Regions from separate parts of the Homo sapiens genome. Here region 1 is linked to region 2. Evidence: chromatin loops called from intact Hi-C (ENCODE). Cell type or tissue: Caco-2. All regions are shown on one strand. Links, peaks and the distances in the headings refer to the core of each region. The heading gives the core; the rest is flanking DNA.

Evidence for each region. Peaks named below come from ENCODE experiments on the same cell type or tissue, not always from the same donor. Only the 100,000 strongest peaks of a DNase experiment are listed, where the experiment ranks them.
Region 1: a loop joins it to region 2, with 2.5 times the contacts of the local background. A loop is called at or near these places in 3 of 110 quality-filtered maps.

The regions. Positions count from the first base shown.
Region 1 is chr6:144,462,283-144,474,532 of GRCh38, forward strand. UTRN (utrophin) reads left to right here. Exons shown (of 75, transcript NM_007124.3): 23 at 372-584; 24 at 11,438-11,551. Among named protein-coding and RNA genes, the nearest start is that of SNORA98, 63 kb to the left of the region's middle. RefSeq lists enhancers at 7,350-8,026, 10,723-11,922. In Caco-2, for the core only: no CTCF peak of the experiment used is centred there; a DNase peak (open chromatin) is centred at 5,869.
Region 2 is chr6:144,296,896-144,309,145 of GRCh38, forward strand. The region is part of intron 2 of UTRN (utrophin); the gene reads left to right. Among named protein-coding and RNA genes, the nearest start is that of UTRN, 18 kb to the left of the region's middle. RefSeq lists an enhancer at 9,194-9,313. In Caco-2, for the core only: no CTCF peak of the experiment used is centred there; DNase peaks (open chromatin) are centred at 3,466 and 6,006.

The DNA of each region.
Region 1 (12,250 bases), core at 1,513-9,512, 160 kb after region 2:
TACCACATTTTCTTTAAGTAGTCTATCATTGATGGGCATTTGGGTTGATTCCTTGTCCTTGCTATTGTGAATTGTGCTGCAATGAACATAGTGTGCATATATCTTTATAACAGAATGATTTGTATTCCTTTGGGTATATACCCAGTGAGATTGCTGGGTCAAATGGCATTTCTGGTTTTAGGTCTTTGAGGAATCACCACACTGTCTTCCACAGTGGTTGAACTAATTCACACTCCCACCCACTGTTCTTTTTAGATAAAAATGCTTTCTAATGCATTTTAAAGTGACTTTTGACTTTATATAGCCCATTTTACTATATCTGTGCAGACACATTTTTGTGCATATTTTTAATCTTTTAAAACTTTTTCCAGACCCTTGATGAAATCCTTGAGAATCAGAAACCTGCATTACATAAACTTGCAGAAGAAACAAAGGCTCTGGAGAAAAATGTTCATCCTGATGTAGAAAAATTATATAAGCAAGAATTTGATGATGTGCAAGGAAAGTGGAACAAGCTAAAGGTCTTGGTTTCCAAAGATCTACATTTGCTTGAGGAAATTGCTCTCACACTCAGAGCTTTTGAGGTAAATCCAGAGGCCACTGGGAGTTTAAGTTTATTACGGGGTAAATAGTAATTATCTTATAAGATTCACGTATTTATTATTTAAATATTTTACATTCTTTCTAGATCCCCATTTATTATGTATTTAAGTTGGGACTTATCAAAGATGTACTTTTAATGTGCTAGAGAGCACATTTATTTCCTTTTGCCTGGAAGCAAAGTCAAAAGTAGAGTAAACTGGACCTTGAAGATAAGAGAAAATTGCTTAAAAATGGTCAAAATAATGTTTCAGGCATGGAGGGCCTGTGTGAAATACAGACTGTTGATTAGATTATAGTAGTAACTTGGTTGGGGTGGTAGAAATAGCCCAGGTAGTAGTAAATTGCTGAATACATGAAACTACTTTTTGCAGGTTTTTGACATTTGAAGTCAAAAGTCAGAGATAGGCCATTGACAGTGTCAGAGTGGGAAGGCAAATCGTTCCAGGGACATGAAAATTCAGAAACAGGATCCTTCACTACACCTGAAAATGTTGACAGATGCAGCAGTGATAAAGTTTAAGAGGAAAGGATAAATGTGAGGATGTATAAGGAGAGAGTCAATGTCAATAGAAGTCAGTGTCAGATTTTAACATTCTGCCTGTGAGAAAGATGGAGAAGCAGAGTTTCCAGGTCACCTGGTATTTTAATAGGAAAGTTCTGGGTGGAGAATGAACCAATCACACTCTCTCCCTGCAAGGCTTCCTATCCTCCAGTGACTCCTTACCTTGGTCTTTTTTTTTTTTTTTCCCCATCAGTCAGGGATCTTTGTCTTTTTTAAATTTCTTATTCACCGATGTATGCCAAGATGTACTCATAACTAGAGCAATGCCTGGCACAGAGAAGGCATCCAATCAATATTTTTCAACGAATGAAATGAAATTAGCAATAGGAGATTTAGATTTGGATATATCTCTGTATATCTATCTATCTATATATATAGATAGATAGATTCTCTTGGAAGCTAAATCCAAATATGTGTAGATATATATCTATATATATAGGGAGATGTCTCTGTATATATGCATATACATCTTTATTTATATAGAGAGAATCTAAATCCGAATCTATATATATTTAGATGTAGATCCAAATATATGTAGATACAATATATATATCTACATATATTTGGATCTACATCTAAATATTATATCTACATATATTTGGATCTAGATCTAAATATATATAGATTTGGATTTAGATGCTAAGCAAATTTGCATAAGGAATATTGCCCCCAAAAAGTGAAAAGATTGAAAGCGAAGACAAAAATTAATGAAAATGTATGTTTTGAAAATCAAAGTCAGAGAACACGTGGTAGAAGAGGAGCTGGAAGACCTCACAGATTAGTGTGGAAGGGATCCAGCCAGATTCTCTGAGTGGACCACTGAATTTGGAGGGGCGTTCTTTGACTCAGGAACTAATGGGTAGTTCCAATGAATGATCAGCAGAAGATACAGATGGAGGGGTTGTGTGTGTGTGTGGGTAGCTGTGTGTGATGGTAGTGACAGGAGGTAGTTTTTCTCTAGGTGTAAGTGCAGTTCTAGATGGAGATCTCATTCAAATAAACCAGTAATTATGGAGAGAAATGTGTTTTGTGTGGCTTAGTGTTTTTGACTCATTTACTTTTTTTTTTTTGAGATGGAGTCTTGCTCTGTTGCCCCAGGCTGGAGTGCCATGGTGCAATCTTGGCTTACTGCAACTTCAGCCTCCCGGGTTCAAGCAGTTCTCCTGCCTCAGCCTCCTGATTAACTGGGACTACAGGCACATGCCACTATGCCCGGCTAAGGTTTTATTTTTAGTAGAGATGAGGTTTTACCATGTTGGCCAGGCTGGTCTCAAACTCCTGACCTCAGGTGATCCACCCTCCTCGGCCTCCCAAAATGCTAGGATTACAGACATGAGCCACCATGCCTGGCCCATTTTACTTTGCGATGGTCCCACTTCTCGTTGTGTATTATGAGTTGCAATTGTTCCCGGCTTTCAAAATGAGCATTGGCCTTTTCTATAATTCTAAAGTTTTTGGTTATGGTCCCAGCATTGTATTATCAGTGATTCTCAACCGGGGTGATTTTACCCTCCAGAGGATACTTGTTAATTTCTGGAAACATTTCTGTTGTCAGAACTGTGGGAGAAGACTTCCAGTGGGTAGAGGCCAGGGATGCAGCTAAACATCCCACCATGTACAGGACAGCCTCACAACAAAATAATCATCTGGCTCCAAATGTCACTAGTGCCAAAGTTTAGCAATGCCAGATGAAACATTCCCCATCTTTTCAAAAGATCATCCCTTTGTTTTCAGATTTAAGTCCAAAGTATAAATGGAGATTAACCTCAGAGTTAGTCTTCTTTTGACTCTTAAAAGTATATCTTAGGGTTAGCTAAATGTATGCTACTATTTCAATATGGAGCTTAAAGAGAATAAATATTCTCCCAAAATACAAAAGAGTCCTGTGGTTATAGTAATCCAGCTTTAAGCTTTGGTGGGTTGTTGCTATTAATGTAGCAAATCCAGGCACTAAAAGTGGTCACTTGGAAATATTTATTTCCATTAAAAATATCCAACATCAAGGGTGTGTGTCTGGATATGTAAGTGTTTGTTGTTACAGTAGCAGATTTGTAATGTCCAGTACTTTTTTTATTTGCTTCTTGTGTACTAACTGCAAGATTGTGGTTAAGGAATACAGTGTCTATATTTCTTAATTGTATAACTTCTTCATTGAAATACATGTTTTATCTTAAATTCAAAAGAAAACTCCTTTTTTTTGCTTTGTAGGAATTGCTGGTTACTTAACTACTCATGATTTACTTGGGAAAACTTTAAATTCCACACCCTCAAATTATTAGATAATTATAATAAATATTTATTTGCAGATTATCATTGTTTTCCCTTTTTCAATGACCTGATATATGATTTTTTAGGCATTTAATTATTTTTGTCTTTAAGGCATGAAGCACAGTAGGTTTTAGATTCAATGCCAATTCATAATAATGTTTTGTAGGAACAAAATAGTTAACTCGTTTATTTTTAAAATGCATTTTTCATTACATGAGTAGTACTTGAAGCCTACACATTGTGAAGAAATTGAATACCACAGAAATACTTACAGTGAACATTTAGAGTTCCTTTTCTTCCCCAATACCATTTTCTTTCCTGGGGGCAGCTAATATTAACAGTGGATCCTTGTACATACAAGTTAGACAAGAACAATTGACAAATATTGCTAATTCCAATCATTTTCCCCCACACTGTGGAAAGAAATGATATTGGAACTCTGTGAAGGACATTTAAATCCATAGTCCAGATAGAGTTTGGAAGTGAATCCCACTACTTAATAACATCTTTCATTGATACAGCACATTTAAACTTTGAAAGTGTTTTCATGGCCATGTGCTTGCTTTTTTCTGCTATCCTTCAATATTTGTAAGAGGCTGTTAGTTGTGTGCGAATTTCAGTTTTCTGTTATTTGTTGGCATTGCAGTGTTTTTCCTCATTTGCCTGCATTTCCTTTGTCTCCATAGCTGGTTCCTTTTGTGCATGTTGAGATTGGACCTACATATTTTTATTCATTGTGTTATGCCCAAATACATTCTTAAGTTCTTTTTATTTGTGCCATGCCAAAGCAATAACCTCCATTCCTGTACTTACGAGGTAAAATATTCATTGTTACTTTTTACAAACTACTATACCCCTTCCAGGTGACAAAACATTTGAAAATACATGAAATGGGTATTTCTTTTTTCCATTATTGATTTTACTGACTGGATTTTCATGTGAATCATGGGGATAACATATTATAAAATCCTAAGAGGCTGCTTATATATCTCTCCTCACCAGTAGTAATATCTTTGGATTTAGGGGCTGCAAAGTATTTCATATTACGTACTTCCTTTTCCTTATTCAAGAGCTCCTGCCCTATGTATAACTGGGAAATGAAAGATGTCCCCAAGGCACACACAAAACTGTCTTCTATTTTCCAGCGCTCCTGCCTTTTCAGGCTCCTCCTCCAGGCCCTTCCTTCTGGGTTCAGGCTCTCATGCAATCTCTTTCCCTGAAAATTTCATTACCCTTTAAATCTGATTCCCACTTCCTGTCTCTTCTCTCTGGAATTCATCTTTCACACCAATACCAGAGTTGTACTTCTGAAAGGATCTGGTTGTCTTCACCATTAATACAAATTAATACCAAGTGCCATTAATACAAAATGTCCCTTTCTTGCCCTGAAGCCCTCCCTGCATCTCCACTGTGAGCTGAGTCAGGTGGGGAGAATACGGTGGGTCACCAAAGACCATCCTAGACTATTGCCTTTCTCTGAAAATGTCATGTACTTGCTAGGAATTCACATCCCTCCTCCTCCTGTCTGCTCATCTGTCTTCAGCCCAGCTCATCACTACACCCATAGCTAGATAATCGTTCCCTCCTCTGTGATTCGACTGTGTGTCATTTACACCTTCACAATGACCCATCTCAGGCCGTCTTTTATTATGGTGAGAAATGTGTGTCTCTCTTCCCACGAGGCATGAGCTCTTTGAGGGTTGGATCCCTGTCAGGCATAGAGCAAGTTAGCAGATGTGAATGTAATTGATGTGTCCGGCCTCTCTAGTGAGAGTGGATTTATACAGTCTAAAGCCTGGTTATCCTAAGTGGCAGGACACCTGTGTAGTCATGCCTCTTCCTTCAACTGTTGAACAGTCAAAGGCACACATGAATGGACTTGCTCTGACCCGGAATCTGGAGGGGGGCGTGCTGGAGCTCCAACAGGCAGAACCAGGTTTTGAGAGTACTTTGGAAAGCATTTTAGGGTAAAAATGCAATACTTTCTAAGAGTAATATTAGTACGGATGATTTAACCCTTCTTAGGTAACATATAATTGATATAATTATCTCATAAGGGTTTGAGTTTTTTTTCTCATTTGTGAACACATTTTACTTTACTGAAGGGAATATTCATATATTCCCTTCCTTAGATTTAAGAACCTTATTAGTTTTTAATAAGTGTAGTAGCAGTGTCATTGTTTGTCTTCCCTACTAAGTGAGAGAGCACATTTTCAAGGTTGTGTTTTTGAGGTTATTGAGTATTATAAAGTGAAACAAAATAGGAACCTGGCTGCCTTAAATTACTGTTTTAATTCTGGCTTCACACTATTTTTTTTTTTTTCTGGTCTATGTCTTAAAAAGCTGTGGACATTCCGACAGATGGGGGAGGAGCAAAAGAAAATGCCAAGAATTTAGCTGTAATCAAGTCTCCAGAGGTAGTTGTGTACCTTGCAATCTTACTGTCTTAAATCCAGATTTACCAAGCTTTAAATTACCTCCATCCTTAGGTCACAGGATGGGGGATGGGAAATGAGGTGAGATAGGGTCAGAGGAATTGTTTTAATGACCTTGCTGTTCCTTGTCCGTGATCCCATAGCAGGTTGTTGCCCATCTGAAATGCTTAGAAATCATTGCTTTTGAGCAGTGATGGTCCATGTAGACTTTGACCCTTCCATACTAGAATATTTGATATTTTGATTTTCAAAAAATACTGTATTCGTAATTTTATATTCATTTGAATATTTGTGAGTAAAAATAGGTATGAGAAATGGCTGCCCCAGATTAGTACTTAGTTTATTTTTTTTTGCATGTGAAATAATGACATTTGCTTTAGAAATTTACTAACAGTTTTTATATTTCGTTTTGGTTTGTAAGAACTGAAGTCCCTTAAAGAAATGTGTGTGTGTGTGTGTGTGTGTGCATGCGTGTGTTCTGTAAGCAGATGGAGGTGAAGAAAAAAATCGTCATTATTGTAGATTAGAAGCTTGTAAGTGCATCAGCTGAGTAATTTTTAAATGGACAGAGAAACACTATTTTCATGTGAGCTCTTTGACGATCTTTGTAATCAACCTCTTTGTTGTGGTGGAATTGACTTAAAGATGAGCAGACTTTTGGTATGTTTGAAAAGCACAGGAAACATCTGCTACAGGTTGATTGTGACAATATTTTGCTCAGGGAAAGGGGAGATAAGATAGGGAGAGTGGAAGGCAGAGTAGAGCTCCCTGTCTTCTGCCTTCACCCATACAGGTACAGGTGGTAGGTAGCATTGATCTTTGGGACTTGATAACCCTTCCCGCGCGGTGTGCCACGAGGTGGAAACGCCGAGTGAATCTGCTGCTGCCAGGCACTTCTAAAGGATGGGCCTTTCCTTCTGTACCAATTCCTTCCCATGAGCTGTATTTGGCCAGGTCTAGCCAGATATATAAGCAGTAGCCATTTGAAACAGTTACTTTGAAACAGTTACAGGATAGAACAAGCATTAATGTTGGCAGCAATTAAAAAAGTGAAACCCATGCTTATGCAAACACATGCTCATCCTGGCTGTTCATTCCTGTGGTGCCTCTGATGGGACATAAACACCAAAACTTGGATGTGGTAACTCTTTTATGGTCTCAATCTTGGTCATAATAAAGCAGTTGGTTTTGTAGATCTTAGTATAATAATCGCTACCATTTAGTGCATTCTTCTATGTGGGAGTCTCTGTTTTTCAGAACAACCAGACAAGATAGTTGTTATGATTCCAGTTTCACAATGAGTTATTAAGGCTCAAAGAAAAATTAGTTTCTCAAGGCCCCATGGCTAGGCAGGTGCTGAGCTTGGTAGTCAGACCTCAGCATTTCTTTATATGGGCACACTGTCTCTTTTAGAGCACAGTGTGGTTAGAATTACATGCAGGATTTTTAGTAGTGAAAATATTATAGTGTGGCTTTACAGGTTCCCTTCTATTCCCTTTGTCACTTTTGGGATGATCCATTGGCCTACATGGCTTCTCTGTCTGTTTCTTTCCTTTTTTTTTTTAGTATTTATTGATCATTTTTGGGTGTTTCTCGGAGAGGGGGATTTGGCAGGGTCATAGGACAATAGTGGAGGGAAGGTCAGCAGATAAACATGTGAACAAAGGTCTCTGGTTTTCCTAGGCAGAGGGCCCTGCCGCCTTCCGCAGTGTTTGTGTCCCTGGGTACTTGAGATTAGGGAGTGGTGATGACTCTTAACGAGCATGCTGCCTTCAAGCATCTGTTTAACAAAGCACATCTTGCACCGCCCTTAATCCATTTAACCCTTAGTGGACACAGCACATGTTCCAGAGAGCACGGGGTTGGGGGCAAGGTTATAGACCAACAGCATCCCAAGGCAGAATAATTTTTCTTAGTACAGAACAAAATGGAGTCTCCTATGTCCACTTCCTTCCACACAAACACAGCAACAATCCGATCTCTCCTTCTTTTCCCCACACTTCCCCCCCTTCTATTCCACAAAACTGCCATCGTCATCATGGCCCGTTCTCAATGAGCTGTTGGGTACACCTCCCAGACGGGGTGGCGGCCGGGCAGAGGGGTTCCCCACTTCCCAGATGGGGTGGCCGGGCAGAGGCGCCCCCCACCTCCCAGACGGGGCGGCTGCCGGGCGGAGACGCTCCTCACTTCCCAGATGGGGTGGCTGCCGGGCGGAGGGGCTCCTCACTTACCAGATGGGGTGGCTGCTGGGCGGAGGGGCTCCTCAGTTCCCAGACGGGGTCGCGGCCGGGCAGAGGCGCTCCTCACATCCCAGATAGGGCGGCGGGGCAGAGACGCTCCCCACATCCCAGATGATGGGCGGCCAGGCAGAGATGCTCCTCACTTCCTAGACAGGATGACGGCCGGGAAGAGGCGCTCCTCACTTCCCAGACTGGGCGGCCGGGCAGAGACGCTCCTCACTTCTTAGACGGGGTGGCGGCCGGGCAGAGGCTGCAATCTCGGCACTTTGGGAGGCCAAAGCAGGCGGCTGGGAGGTGGAGGTTGTAGCGAGCCGAGATCACGCCACTGCACTCCAGCCTGGGCAACATTGAGCACTGAGTGAGTGAGACTCCGTCTGCAATCCCGGTACCTCGGGAGGCCGAGGCTGGCAGATCACTCTCGGTCAGGAACTGGAGACCAGCCCGGCCAACACGGCGAAACCCCGTCTCCACCAAAAAATACAAAAACCAGTCAGGCGTGGCGGCGCGCACCTGCGATCCCAGGCACTCGGCAGGCTGAGGCAGGAGAATCAGGCAGGGAGGTTGCATTGAGCCGAGATGGCGGCAGGACAGTCCAGCCTTGGCTCGGCATCAGAGGGAGACCGTGCAAAGGGGAGAGGGAGACGAGGGAGGGGGAGAGGGAGGGGGAGAGGGAGGGGGAGGGGGCGAGGGAGGGGGAGGGGGAGAGGGAGAGGGAGAGGGATCTGTTTCTTTTCTCTTTCTTTTTTTCTCATGTCAGAGGGAGAGAAGGAACAGATACATGTGAATTGCATGTGCCCTGATGGGTCTGCGTGTATTAGAGAGAGGGTGGGAAGGAGGGAGGAGGGAAGGCTGTTGAGGCCATAAAACTTCCTCATATGCCAGTGACTGGAGTAGTTAAGGCCACTTACTCAAGTCAAAGCCAATTGTGGTTAAAACTTCCTTGAAATATAATGCTTCCATATAAATTTTGAAAATTTTGGCTGAGGAGACTATCAGTTTTCCTTATTCAAACTAGAGTTAATGAATTTCCCAGTTATACAGCAGTAATGCATTCTTTAAAAGTGCAGAATGGAGATTAGCAGTGCAAGAATCTGTGGTGACAAGTTAAACGGAGAATTTTTAAAGTCATTTTATGAACTCTGTGAATGTATTCACACTTTCTCTCTTTTTGCACTTCTGTCTTTTTTGGATGCCCCACTCTACCCGTCCTGAGCATGTCTTCCCAAGAAGCCTTCTATGCTAAGACCTTGAAATGCTGGAGCAAACACAGAAGTGACCTGTAACCAACTGAAAATATATAAGGGTAGCATGGACCTGTGGGAATAGTGTCAGACAGGCTGGAGAAGAGAGGAGGAAGCAGCTTGGGGAAAGTGTGCAATGGAACTGAAAGGCTTTCAAAGCTGTGCCAAGAATAAACGAGATGCAGAAGTGCTTAGACAGGATGGTATAATATTAATGGAAGACACAGAGAAACCTAGCTAGATAAGCACTTTTTACTTGCCATCTTCATCAGAGAATGGCCTTCAAAACTACAAAGTATAGAATAGTCATTACTGAGAGTGCTTTAGAGCCTGAACTTAGGACCACAAGCAAAACCACTCAGAGCTCCTCCAGATGCATAAATCTACATCCCAAGTGGGATTTTTACCCTTGATCTCAGGGTCATTTACGTCATAATCTTGTGAGAAATTACCAGAAAAATGGAGATGGAGGAATGTCCTAATTAAGAGGAAACATTAGTTTTTAGAAGCAGAAGATATAAAGTAAGTTTGATGTCAGTTCCTAGCCAAACTGTAAGATAAATAACCGACTAGAGATCTTATATGTGCTTAGGAAAGAATGTCGTGGTCACCAGGAATCAACATGGATACCAATAATAGGCCTTGCCCAGACTCATTTCCTTTAAGTACTACTTTCTTTTCTTTTTTTTTTTTTTTGGAGGAGGAAGCCTAGATTATTAGATACACAGAGTGATAACATCTCACATTTGAAGATGCTCTCTCATTTAGTTCAAATAATGCTCACAAATGAACATTCTTGGCAAGTCTTGATTTCACCAAAGTATTTGAGATAATCTCTGATAACCTTATATAAACTAGTTAGATCTTTGTGATCAATTCAAACATTATAAGGATCAGAATAGTTGGTTCTGGGTGGCATATTTTAAGGACATTAAAAATTGATGTAGTTTCCAGAGCGTGTTGATCAGAGTAGTGAGCAATACCTAAATATCATGTCCTACAGACATCATGGAAGGAATTGGGAACATGTAATCAGTAGAAGACCAGAGAAAAACATGGCAGTTGCCCACCTATGGAAAGAAATGACAATGATTTTGGTATTGGAGCTCAAAAGCTAAAATTGCATCTACTTACTTGCATTTTTTTTTTTTTTTTGAGACAGAGTCTTGCTCTGTCGCCAGGCTGGAGTGTAGTGGTGCCATCTTGGCTCACTGCAACCTCTGCTTCCCAGTTTCAAGCTATTCTCCTGCCTAAGCCACCCCGAGTAGCTGGGACTACAGGTGCCCCACCACGCCCCCAGCTAATTTTTGTATTTTTAATAGAGACGGGGTTTCACCTTGTTGGCCAGGATGGTCTTGATCTCTTGACCTCGTGATCCGTAGCCTGGGCCTCCTAAAGTGCTGGGATTACAAGCGTGAGCCACCGTACCTGGCCCTTATTTGCATTCTTTAAGGCCTGGTTCCAATGTTACCTTCTCTCTAAAGTCTCTTTCTCTTTGCAAAATGTTTGCTTTCACATTTGTCTTTGAACCCCTATCGCCATACACAGTAGCTGGATTTTATATATATAGTAGGTGCTTAATAAATGTTGGATGAAATATTGGAGCTGAACGGGGACTGTCTTGAGTTCTCAGATAAAAAGGCATCCAAAAGCAGAAATGAGAACCATCTATTGTATTCCCTCTACCGTGCTATTTGTTTATTCCTGCTCTGAGTTACTAACTTTAGAGAAAAATTGTTCTAAATTATATCAGAGCAAAATATTTTATAGCTGATAAAACCTAGAAATGCATTTTTTCCCTGTAATTTGCATTTTAAATCATAACTATTGCTTGCATTTAAGCAAAAAGAGCTAGCGTTTGGAAATTTTTAGAGTGGTTACTAACCTGTCATCTCTTGAGGATTTTAGTCAAGAATGAAGAAAATAATCATTTTCAAATTTGGAAGGTTTAGAAAAAGAAATAACATAAATGAAAGCGATGCTATCGGAGCTTTAAAAAGTTCCTTTGTTCCAGTGGCGGTAGATCTTGAGATGTAGTAGGCTGAACGTCACGAAGTAATATCCCCCTCTGTTATCATGTTCGATTAGGCCGATTCAACAGTCATTGAGAAGTGGATGGATGGCGTGAAAGACTTCTTAATGAAACAGCAGGCTGCCCAAGGAGACGACGCAGGTCTACAGAGGCAGTTAGACCAGTGCTCTGTGAGTTCTGCTGATCTGGGGAACTTGTCATAAATAACATTTTGTTCTTTTTCTATGTTATTTGCTGCTATTATTAAAATTGTGAGAATATAGCATAGCATTACATCTAGATAAAATATCTTTCATCATAAAGCTTTTATGACTTTATAGCTAATAAAAGAATGACAGATTCTTCAAGTTTTTATTTCTGGACGTGGTTATAGAATTTTGAGAGGTTATAGAATAGAGAACAAGAACAATTTTGGTTCATTAGGAGTCATTGTATATTGCATTTCTTGTGCCACATGGTGAGGATTTAAGAAAAACATATTTAACAAATGAATTTGAGAAGTGTCTGTTCATCAAATTCATTTAAGTATGTTTTTCTTAAATCCTCACCATGTGGCACAAGAAAAGCAATATACAATGACTCCATGTTGTGCACGTGTACCCTAGAACTTAAAGTGTTAAAAAAACAAAAAACAAGAAATGAATTTGCTAGTAATAGTGCATGCAGTTTATATTTGGTGAAATCATCAGGCTTCTCTACATTAATTAAAAGGCTATTCCCTTCTGAGAGTCAAGTATTTCCAGTCTAATTTGGCAGATGGCTATATCAAGCACCCAGGTGAAATGAGTTTCTTAAGGCACAATATTTCTTAAGTAGTTAGAAGTACTGACTCTTAAGCAGTCTGCTTGTGTAATATTTGCAGGGAGATA
Region 2 (12,250 bases), core at 2,774-10,773:
CTGGGCCAGTTGCATCCTTTCTTGATTTTTGGCTCTAGTCTCTGTCATTCTCTGTTGAGTTAGCAAAGGGGAAAATACCAGAGGACAAACAGTCCTTTGGGTGGAAGATAGAGAAATGGATAATGTGTTTCTGACATGAATTCCTTTTTCTCTTTTCTTCTGACTACTGCTCAAGGCTTTTAACGAGCTGAAGTTAAAAAAAAAAAAGGTAGTGGATTTCATAAGGACTGACATTTGGCACAGTGTAGGTCCTGGTCCGATGCCCAGATAGGTATCTGTGGTACTGAAAGAGTTGGTTGAGGAGTGTAGGGGAAGGAAGCAAAGGGTTGGTTGAGGAGTGTAGGGGAAGGAAGCAAAGAGAGACCAGTGAAATAAAAATAAAACAAATTATTAAATATGAAATATTATACCAGGTTACATTTATAGCAAGCCTCCTGAAAATCTGCTATGTTTGGAAAGTAAACTTGCTTAACAAGATTCAATTTTATGAAAATTCTGAGGAGGATTACCTTATTTGTTTATCTTTCTGAGGCCTTTCTTGAGGAAAGACAGTGGTTAAGTTGTATTTAGGCAGTCATCGGTCTATTTCTTTCTTTTATGTTTAAAGCAGTATCTGTGAGGGGATTTTTCTAAACAGCTCAAGGGACTGTGAAAAAATAGTTCATTTTTTGTTTCTCCTGAAGCTTTCCTTGGCTGGAATACCTGTGCTTTGAAGGGAGGTCTTTGAGCAGGTTTGTTTTTTTCCATGAGCCCTGGGGATTTGTAGTGATAGACAGTAACCCTGATGGAAATTCAACTCTGGCAGAGAAGGGCAGCTATTCTTGTCCTGCTTGTAAAGATATTCTCCATGTTGTTACCTCATTATGCTGAAGTAGTGCAATCATGAGAAAGTTTTTTTGTATTAATGTGATTCTCATGACCTGTTACTATGGTTGTGAAACTTTTAGAGGAGATCCATTCCCGACTGGAAAACGTGAATTGCTGAGGATGATTCTAAGCAAAGGAAGTACGTTAATTATATAGACAGAACAGAGAACTCAATTTTATTGAACCTTATTTGTACCCAGAAGTTTGAACTAGATGCTGATATGATGATTTTTCTGGGAACAAGTCAACATGCAAGACTATTTGAGCAGCTGTAAATATTAGTTAAAATTTAATCTAAAGCAATGGAGAAAGGGTACTCTGCTGAAGTGGTTTCAGATGCATTGGCTGGATTTTTTTTTCTCCCCTTAAATTGTGTGGAGGCATAGACATTTACTATGTTATATTTTTATCTTTTTATATGCCTTAACTGTTTAATAATAAATAGACTTATTTCAATATTTGAAATGTGAGGCAGTATGAGTTCTTAATGTATACTTACTCTCGAGATGATGGCTCTTGGACTGAGAAATTGAAACCAGGTCCCAGTCCTTTCGCTTTTACTTCCTGTGACACTGGATTTGCACATGTCAATTCCAGGAAGCAGGTAGTTTCCAGCATCCATGTGGTTTTCCAATCTTTGCATTTGTGCCTTTAAACAACCAAATACCTGACGTTTATTAATATCCTGTGGGGCTCTTCTATCAGAAGCACATTCTCTTGGCCCGGTTCATAAGGGAAATGTCTGTGTATGCGCATCTGGCAGCTAAGATTAAGGTTTACAGTGGTATAACCTCACCTTCACTTTTAAGAAATTAAGTTTAAAAAAAATGCAGATCTGTCTTTCATAGCAGTGGAGCTCAACAACACATAGAGCATGAGAGTCACATTTTTTGTGTGAATATTTTCGAATGAGCCTTTTTTGGTATGTGGACGGGTGGCTAGTTACATTCAGTTCAATCCTTTTAACATTTAATTATGGAACAAAATCTTTTTTCAAAGTGTAGAGAAAAGCATATAAGGGCATTTCTGATGTAGCAGAGGAATCCAATAAAAAATATGACTTTGTGTCTCTAAAGTGGTACAGCTTTGAAATTAACACATCTGTATAATTTCAAAAGTATGATCTCTTTAGATCTTTTTCTTTAATTTCATAGTCTTAATTTTTGCAAATTTCTTCAACTCCATTCTCTAATTAAGATTTTGGTATACAATATTTATATGCAAAAGATTTTTGGTGCAGGAAATAACATTTTGAGGTTGATACTAATTGATTTGTTCACTTGCCCCTCAAAGGCTACGTGTGAGTCATGTTATTTAACATTGATCCAGTCAATATGTAGATTTATGCACATGCTTTTATTTTGAAAACTAGGTTTTGAGCTTCTCACATATGGAGTTCCTAATTCAAGCTTTATGTCAGAACCACCCTTCTGGGTCCAGACTCAGATATGTGGGGTGGGGTCCCAGCATCTGGAGTTTTAACAAGTTCTGTGGGCTATTCTCTTTAGTGCTCTTAATTTATAGACAAGGAAGGCAGGTTTAAAAGTCATAGAACCAAAGTGAAAATGATCTGCATTTTAGAGGAGCAAGGAAAGCTACAACGTTTATTATTTCTACTTATAAACACTTCCCTTTAAATAATTTGAAAAGATAATAGATTTCATGATGTTGGGCATTTTTTCTTTTACACTGTATTTTGAAGAGTTTGGGTTGTGTTGGGTGAAGTTAAAAGTGAGGAAAGTGGGTCAGGAGAGTGATGAAACCTGGTGCATTTCTTATTTTGGCCCATTGAACCAGAAGATGATACCAATATATCTAGTGCCGACATATTTCTCCACTGCGCTCCTTAGTTATTGCTGCAGTGTGTTCAAGGTCTTCTTGCTGTGAGTGTAACATCACATCTTGAACTCTTTTTCTAGGGAATGCATCAGCTTAGAGTCCGCTGATGCATTCATTATAAAAATGTATTGTGTATATTTTCTATTACATTATTTCAAAGACAGACGTGTTTTTGAATCATGGTGGGAAAAAAACTCCTCACATTCAACCTCTATGCTAGTTTTCTTATCTTAAGGGGGGGTGGTTAGAGAAATGTATTATATATGTATTAATATTTGCCTCCCTGTTTTTTAATTCTAAATAGGTGACATATTTAATATAACTATGCTTGCTTTTGAAATAATTTGCCTACCATTCTTTAAAATGAGTGAATTTTAAAAGATGTATAGTGATTTTTATGTGAAGATGAATTAAAGAGTTAAGTGACATAGACCACCGTAGCATTTTCCCTATGGATCTGTAAAAACAGCCCAAAAGTCTTGTGATTTTTTTTTTTTTTTGAGCCGTAGTCTTCCTCTTGCTCTGTTGCCCAGGCTGGAGTGCAGTGGTGCCATCTCAGCTCACTGCAACCTCTGCCTCCTAGGATCAAGTGATTCTCCCACCTCAGCTTCATGAGTAGCTGGGACTACAGGTGTGTGCCACCATGCCTGGCTAATTTTTGTATTTTTGGTAGAGATGGGGTTTCACCATGTCAGCCAGGCTGGTCTCGAACTTCTGACCTCAAGTGATCTACCCACCTCAGCCTCTCAAAGTGCTGGAAATACAGGCATGAGCCATGGTTCCCGGCCTCTTGTGATATCCTTATATTCAGTTAACCAAACCAAATCAAGTCAAATAACAAACCCCAAACCTTTTATAGACCTTGAGTTATTTGCAGATCTTTGGGGTTATTTACCTGTCTTTTGAGCTTTAATCTTTTACCTCTTTGAAGATACAGGAAGGGATCTTTATTTCTTCTTTGATAAAATAACCTTCAGAGTGACTTGAGATACGGAATTGCTTCTTTGTATATCATTGTGTGGTATTTGAGATCACATCTCAAAATTTAATGAGACCTGCTCCTCAGGCAGTTTTAAGATTAAGGATCAAAAAGGGAGCCACTGGAAAGGTGTGAGTGGCTGGTAATCTATGTTAGAACAGAGACTTTGGTGCAGAGGTTGGCCATGTTCATATGTGGAGTAAGTTTTCATGAAACAGGAGGAAGCCTTTTCTTATTTGAAACTAAGAAACTGCAAAATAAAAGTAATAAAATACCCCGAAGCAAATAGACTTTAAAACAACATTTGGTCCTAAGTTGTATATGACCAATTTCTTAAAGTGATTGTTATATTGCCAGTTTTGAAATTATATTATCTTTTAAAATTTAAAATGTAAATATTGTCTCAGGGGTGGGAGGATGAATCTCCATCTTATTTAGTGTTAAAGGCTCCTGGACTTACCCTAAAGCCCAGCTTTTTCGGTGGGGGGCTCATAAATAAAACTGTGTGTGTTCTAGTTTACTCTGTTACCTCATCTAGTTCCTTTAGGTGATTAGAAAATGCCGTATTAGCAAATATAAAAAGGTTTACTTTTGTGTTTTTACATGTGAAATCAATGGCCAGTTCTATAATGTTAACATATCAGACCCTTAATTATATATTAACTCCCATTTTGATAGTTTGTATAGAAAAATCAGAGTTGACTTGAATTATTTGAACTTGCATACGCTTTTTCAAGATACGTAACGTGTTGTAAATTAGAAGAGTGTTGGTGTTTTCGGAACACATGCATATGCTTGCTGTCTCAGGGCAGCCTTGTTGGGCATTTGGTGTCAGACATACCTTATTCTGAGGGCCTTGGCATCAAGGCAGATTGCTCAGAGAGGGGGTCTCTCTGCATATATGTCTAAGGGAGACATTTAGGGAAGTCTCATGCCATCCTATCTTTCTTTCTTTCTTTTTTTTTTTTTTTTTTTTTTTTTGAGACAGGGTCTTGCTCCATTGCCCAGGCTGGAGTGCAGTGACTCAATTTCAGCCCTCCGCCTCCCAGGTTCAAGTGATTCTTCTGCCTCAGCCTCCCAAGTAGCTGGGATTACAGGTGCCTGCCACCATGCTTGGCTACTTTTTGTATTTTTAGTAGAAGTGGAGTTTCACCACGTTGCCGAGGCTGGTCCTGAGCTCCTAACCTCAAGTGAACCGCCTGCCTTGGCCTCCCAAAATACTGGATTACAGGCGTGAGACACTGCTCATGGCCACCATCCTACTTTCTAACAGCACTGCCCCACCCTCCCCCTCGCCCCAAAAACCACCATGAAGGAGGCAGAGGGCACCAGGTGAAGACTGCCCATGGTCCTTTTCTTACCTCTGTGACTTCGCTTGTTTTGTGTTCTGGGCTTGATTGTTCTCCTTCTCCCTGCGTCCCCAGTTTTGCAACCTCCATCTTTAAAACATCAGCATCAGTGCCACCAGGTGTTCTGCTCTCTGTGCTATCTGCATGCCAGAATCAATCTTTCCCACGTGTTCACTCTTCATTTCTGTTTGTGGCCCTTCTGGCTTGTGTATGTCTATATGCCTTTTTTCATCTGACTTTCTGATGCTAGCCTTTAGCTTAGTCTCCACACACACAGTAAGTGCTTAACAAAGACTTGTGGCCGTGTGCAGTGGCTCATGCCTGTAATCCCAGCACTTTGGGAGGCTAAGGTGGGTGGATCATCTGAGGTCAGGAGTTCGAGACCAGCCTGGCCAACATGCTGAAACCTCGTCTCTACTAAAAATACAAAAATCAGCCAGGCGTGGTGGCACTCACCTGTAATCCCAGCTACTTGGGAGGCTGAGGCAGGAGAATCGCTTGAACTGGGAGGCAGAGGTTGTAGTGAGACGAGATTGTGCCAATGCACTCCAGCCTGGGCAACAGAGTGAGACTCTGTCTCAAAAAAAAAGACTTGCTATGCCTTTTAATGGTTTTAAAAATTACACTTGCTTACATACATACCTCATTCATTCAGCAAATGGTTATTGTTCATTCATTGTTAGATGCTGGGCTCAGAGATAAGCAAGACCCACCTCTGTTCTTAAGATGCTCTCAGGCTAGTTGGAAAGAAAGACATCAATAAACATCCCCACACAAACCAGGGACACATGGAGGGAGGAAGGATGTCTTGCTTTGGTTGGAATGAGGGTAGGTTTGAGTAAGAGAGCGTGAAAGAGGCAAGGAATTTGAGGTGTGCCTTGAAGGATGTGTAAGAGGCAACGCTGTGGACAGTGTGGGAAGAACATTGCAGATGATGAGAAAAGAGCAAGGCATTTGAAGTCTGTCCCTGGTAACTGAGTGTGGCTGGGGTAATGGGGATGATGGGAGAAGCTGGGGTCAGATTTCGAAAGCCCTTTTGAAGCAGGGTTTATTTGATCTTTCCCTGTAAGAAGCCACTACAGGATTTTAGGTGAGTTAATGACTAGCTCAGAACTGTTTTTCAGAAAGATAACTTGGCTGGCAGCAGGAAAGATAGATTTGGAAGGTAGCAGAGTTAGGGGGAGGCAGGGAACAGGTAAGAGTTGTGAAAAAATTGAGGTTAAGGAGTATAAGGACTTGGACCAGAGTGGTACAAGAGGAGACTGAGCAGGGGAAAGGATGTGAAAAGTGGTTAGCAGTTAGTAACAGGGTGTGCAAAGCCTCAATGTAAACTTCGCCTTTGTGGGATTTGTTAGTTAGTAACAGTATGTTTAAAGCCTCTAGGTAAATTTCACCTTTGTGGGACTTTTTAGTAACAGTATCTATAAAGCCGCAATGTAAACTTCACCTTGGTGGGATTTGCTTTATGTTTTCAATGAGGTATGTAGTTTTTCAAATCGTACTGTAATTCAGATTTTCAACACTTTCGGTTATTAGCTTTTTCTCTAGAATTTTCTTGATCAATTTCTTAACCGTTTACAGTTACTTCTACTTCTTACTGAAGTTGACTACTGCTGTTTTTCTCACAGTACCTCTTGGTCAGTTTATATGGGGAACTTCAAATTCAGTTCAGCTGCAATAGGATCTGTATTTTTTTCTATATATATTCTGAGAGAAGGGTCATGCTTTAGGAAAAAGTTGATGAAAATGAGAAAAGAGATGGTTTATTCATGTCTATGCAGTATACTATTAACAGTTCTTTGAAAAAGTAGCAAAGAAAGGTAATGTTAATCTCATCTTAAATGAAGGTAAAACTCTTGCACAGCTAAGAGAAAATCTATATACTAAAAGAGTTTGGAAAACTACTTCAGAGGAACTTTAATTAAAGAGTAGTCTAATGTGATGCTGTGAAGATAATGCCATCCTCTATTAGTAATTTCAGCTTCAACAAATAGGATAGAATAAATGCAAATTAAAAATAAATTAGGAGCAGATGTTGAGAAATATCTTACATTTAGGGAATTCTTAAGTGGTAGAAGGGCCCTGGAGTTCAGTTAATAAAGCTGGGATGCTCAGAAATTATAATAATTCAGGTAACAAATGCTTTCCTTAATGTGATGCTCTGCTGTGGAGGTTTTGGGAATAGAAGAAAGAAGAGGCTGTTATTGTCATACTGTTTGTAAGTTCATCTTTCTTTACATTCAGTGGATAACTAAAATCTACTATATATGCTGATATTTCAGAAATGGTGGTTCCCTTAACCTTCAAGAAAAAACAAAAGCTCTCATTTGTAAACACTTGCAAGCATTCTTGGGTTGTCTCTTGGTGGTACCCAAGTTTTTGCTTTGGCCGGTAAGAGACTTTTGCATAGTACTTTGTTGCCTTGCCTCTACAACATGTTAGGCTTGTGGATTGGCGCATGGTGAATAAGACACAGTTCCAGTTGTCGACTGTCTGTCACCTAGAGAGGGCAGGTACACAGGAATTTAAGAAAACAGATTAAACAGGCAGTTACACAGTTGTAAAAGTAAAAACAGCACAGATTGCTGTGTGAGCTCACGGGAGTGGTACCTGACATCCCAGGGCTTCAAGGAAGGCATCTTGGAAGAGTGGATATCTAAGCTGAGATCTGAAAGAATGAGTGGGGATGTGGGGAGGCTGTTAAGACAGAGGGAGTTGATGACAAGAGGTTTGGAGGTGAGAATTGTGAGGTTTTCAATATGGCTAAAGCAGGATGCTGGAGAATGAAGCTGAGAAGAGTGTTATAAGCCATCTTTAGGAGTTTGAGTTGTATCCTAAGCATAATGGTGAATCTTTGAAAGGGCTTTAAAATTAAAAAAATTTATATTTATATATTTATCATTTTTAAAATTCTGAAGTATTCAATCTAAAAAAATGTACAGGAAATGATATATCAGATATGCTCGTGCCCTCATTTGAAATTTATCAGCTGTTAATGTTTTGACTTTTTTTTTTTTTTGAAATGGAGTTTCACTCTTGTTGCCCAGGCTGGAGTGCAATGGCGCGATCTCGGCTCACTACAATCTCCCCTTCCTGGGTTCAAACAATTCTTGTGCCTCAGCCACCCGAATAGCTGAGATTACAGGCATATACCATCATGCCCAGCTAATTTTTTTTGTATGTTTTGTAGAGACATGGTTTCACCATGTTGGCCAGGCTGGTAATGTTTTGACGTATTTGATTTAGGTTGTATTTTAAAGAGCTAATTATGTCAGCATAGATAAATCTTAAAAACAATTTGACTACAAACAAAAATCAGGTTGCACAATGTATTGAATGGTACTGTATATAAAGCTCATATACCTGCAGAAATTGCCCTGCAGTGTTTATGTATTCATATTATAAATATATAGCAAAATACAAAAATTTTTATGGAAATTATAAACACTAGATTTCTTTAGAGATAGTGAGAGAGGAGGTTCTTCAGTTTTATCTATAATATTTAATTCCTCAATGAAAATAGAAATAGAATCTTAAATTAATATGAAATAATGCTGATTTGTGAACTGAGTGATGACTGTCTTAAGCCCAGTTCCTTGGAAGTAGGATTTGAGACAGAGATTTGTGTGCACTTGAGAACAATTCCTGTTAATGAAAGAAATGAGGGAAGAAGGACTGGGCCAGGGAAAAGCTGAAGTGTAGTTGAGTTACAGCAGGGCCACCATTGGATCCATAGGGAATGCTGGTGCTGGGATGGCCCTTCAGAGATTTCCCAACTTGAGGCAATGTGTTGAGCCTGGGGACCTTTGCCTTGACCAGTAGGCTTTTGGCTGACCCTGGGAAGGAGGTGAGGTGAAAATCTGGGCAAGGTAACTTGGCCAAGGGCAGTTCCTGGACGGATGCTCAGCTATGAGCCCTCAGCTGCTGGGGGAATGAATTTGTGCATTGCCTTGCCTGAAAGGCAGATCTGGATAGGAGATTCACTGCAGTCATGGACCTTGTACCATTTTCTTTTGCCTATTATTGTCTATTTCTATGTCTGAAAGATATGACATATTAAATAAAAAAAGCTTCCAATTTCTAGGAGCAGTATTCACCGAACTACTTCCCTGACACATACATACCTCACACCCTGCACACACCACACACCACAAACCGTAGCTGTAATATCAGGTTACATACTTTCTGTTTTATTTTCCCTTTTCTCTGTGTTTTTGGTTACTTGAGATGGCCTCCTCTCTCTCACTCCTGGTTTGGGAAGGCCTTGCTTCCTCTGAAAGCTTGTGAGCAGAGGGCTGATCTGATCAGATTTGCTCTTCTGAGTGGTGCTCTAGAAGCCACGTGGAGCATGGATGGTGTGGGGTGTGTGCTGGATGAGGCAAGCCTGGGGTTCTGGAGGACCTTTGGGTGGCTGTCACAGTTAGAGGATAAGAGGTATTGAAGCCAAAACTGAGATTGAGGTAGCTGGGAAGGAGGAGAGGGGAGAGTTTAGAAGCTTTAGGTAGGAGGCAGACCTGATAGGACATGGTGGTGGTCTTCAGATGATGGGTGGTGGATGGGATGGAGAGAGAAGCCTGGTTTTTGACTTTAACACTCGCAAATGAAGCCTTTCTTTCTAGGTTTTGTGGAGAGGGCAGTGCATAAGGGGATAGTAAGTGAAGTTCTAGATTGAGTTTTGAGGTGCCTGGAGATATCTGGGAAAAATATGTAATATATATATTTCTCTTACATGTATGAGACTGGCTTGGGCTGGGGTCTGCCCTTGAAAACTGGCAGCTGGAGTCTTGAGTACTTTCCTGAGTCATTTTTTGAGCTCTTTGCAAGATAATGTTAAAAATTCAAGAGGCCGGGTGTGGTGGATCATGCCTGGAATCCCAGCACTTTGAAAGGCCGAGGCGGGCGGATCACCTGAGGTCAGGAGTTCAAGACCAGCCTGGCCAACATAGTGAAACCCTACCTCTACTAAAAATACAAAAAAAAAAAAAATTACCTGGGCATGGGGTCGCGCACCTGTAGTCCCAGCTACTCAGGAGGCTAAGGCATGGGAATAATTTGAACCTGGGAGGTGGAGGCTGCGGTGAGTCAATATCACATCACTGCACTCCAGCCTGGGTGGCAGAGTGTGACTCTGTTGAAAAAAAAAAAAATCAAGAACTGTTGCATATTTTATTTATCTTTGTATTTTCTGAGATATTTTTGACTGACCCTAAAATGAGCATCTGGATGGTAGATGACGGCAGCGGAAGATGAAGAATTAAGAAGTGGTTTTTGATTTGTAATATTTTTTAGTAGATATTATTAGTTGATGCCGCAGTTGTTGACTGTATTTATCTCCCAAGGGCATAGGAAGCCCCCTTGCAGATATTACTCTACCTAGCCTGACTGGGTGTTTGGGGAGGGAGAGAAGAGGTTAACAATAAATCCTGCAATATGTGCAGAAGTTTTTACACTTGTGTTTCTGCATATTTTCTTAGAAAAAGGGTCCACAGTTTTCATTATATTCTCAAAGGAGACCTATGACTTAATGAAAAGTTAAGTCTTGTTAGAGGAAGAGTGACATATTATAGGGTTATGTCTTCATAATGTTTCTTTTTTTCTGAAATTAGATTGGCAGTCCAATACGCTGGCACGAACTGAGGGTCTCACACTTTTGCTGTAACTCAAATTCTGGTCCTTACTTTACTTCTACTGCCTTAAAGCCACTCAAACAAAAGACCTGATTGCTAGAATTAGGTTGAGAAGACACAAAGTTTGAAGGGCAAAATTTCTGATAATGTTTGACCCAGTTTTGCATATAATGTATTTTTATTTGTTGATGAATATTTCCCTTTTGTTGCTAAAAGTGGCAAATAATCAGACATAGATTACTAATTAACAGTCTGCCTCAGTTTTTTTTTTTTTTAATTAATGAAACTTGGGCTTCATCAAGCTCAGGTGGAATGGATATCACAGTGCTTTATTTTTTCTGACATCAAAAGAAATTTCTTTGTCAAAGTGTAGACATGTTTGTTGTGACTGCCTTTTGTGTGGGTTCTTTTCTCCCAGCCCTCTCCTACTACAGGAGAGAGAGATAATGGCCCTTTGCTCCTCATTCCGCATTCAGACCAGATTCCCCAGCTGCAATCTCCTGCCATCGGATTGCATCACCAACTCAACCTAATTGGTGAGATGTCACTCCCTCCCTCCACCGCTCACTCTCATTTCTCAGTGAGTTTAGCTCTGTCACTCTCTCTAAAAGTTACTCTTGTTTTAGTGATTTGGGTGTAAACATTGATGATCCTTCTAATACTCTGTCCTCTTAATTTCTCTAAGTTCTCTTTCTAGTGATCTTGTCTCCCAGTGTGGTGGGTATATTCTGGCTAGACCAGGTCATTGTTTATGGTGGCAGCCCCTCTGTCATCTGAATTTAAGCGTCCCATTTTTTCGGTACTAGCATGGCTCACTGCAACCTCCGCCTCCTGGGCTCCAGCAATCCTCCCACCCTCGGGTAGCTGGGGCTATAGGCATGTGCCACCACGCCTGGCTAATTTTTGTATTTTTTTTTGTAGATAAGAGGTTTCACCATGTTGCCCAGGCTGGTCTCAAACTCCTGGGCTCAAGCAATCCATCCACCTCAGCCTCCCGAAGTGTTGGGATTACAGGTGTGAGCCACCATGCCCGGCTGACTTTGCCTACTCTTGCCCTAAGAAAATTGAAGCAAACCAAAGAGGAATCCAGAAACTTCAATACCACATCTATCCTCAACCAGAACCCACCCAAGGCCACCCTAACCGTGTACATTGTACCCATCCTCCTTTACTTACTCAAAGTCACCTCCCTTCTCTCTTCTGCATCCCTATGATTTCCCCTTTAGTGGATCCGCTTACAAACATGCTATTGTTTTTCTTCTAGCAAAACTTTACTTTGATCCCACCTGTCTCTGTAGCTACCACGCCATTCCTCTGGTCCCCTTTATGAAAGAGCTCCTCAAAGATTGTATGTACCAACATTTGCAGTTCGTCTCCTTTCATTCCCTCTTAAGACCACTCAAATCAGGCAGACCCCCTACCAGTCCAGTAAAACTGCTCTTGTCAAAGTTATTAGGGACCTCCTTGTTGCTAAATCCAGTAGCCTGTTCTCAGTCCTTACCTTATTCCACCTCTCAATAGCATCAACACTGCTGATCACTCCCTCCTCCATGACTCTTTCTTCATTTGGCTTCTAGGACACCCCACAC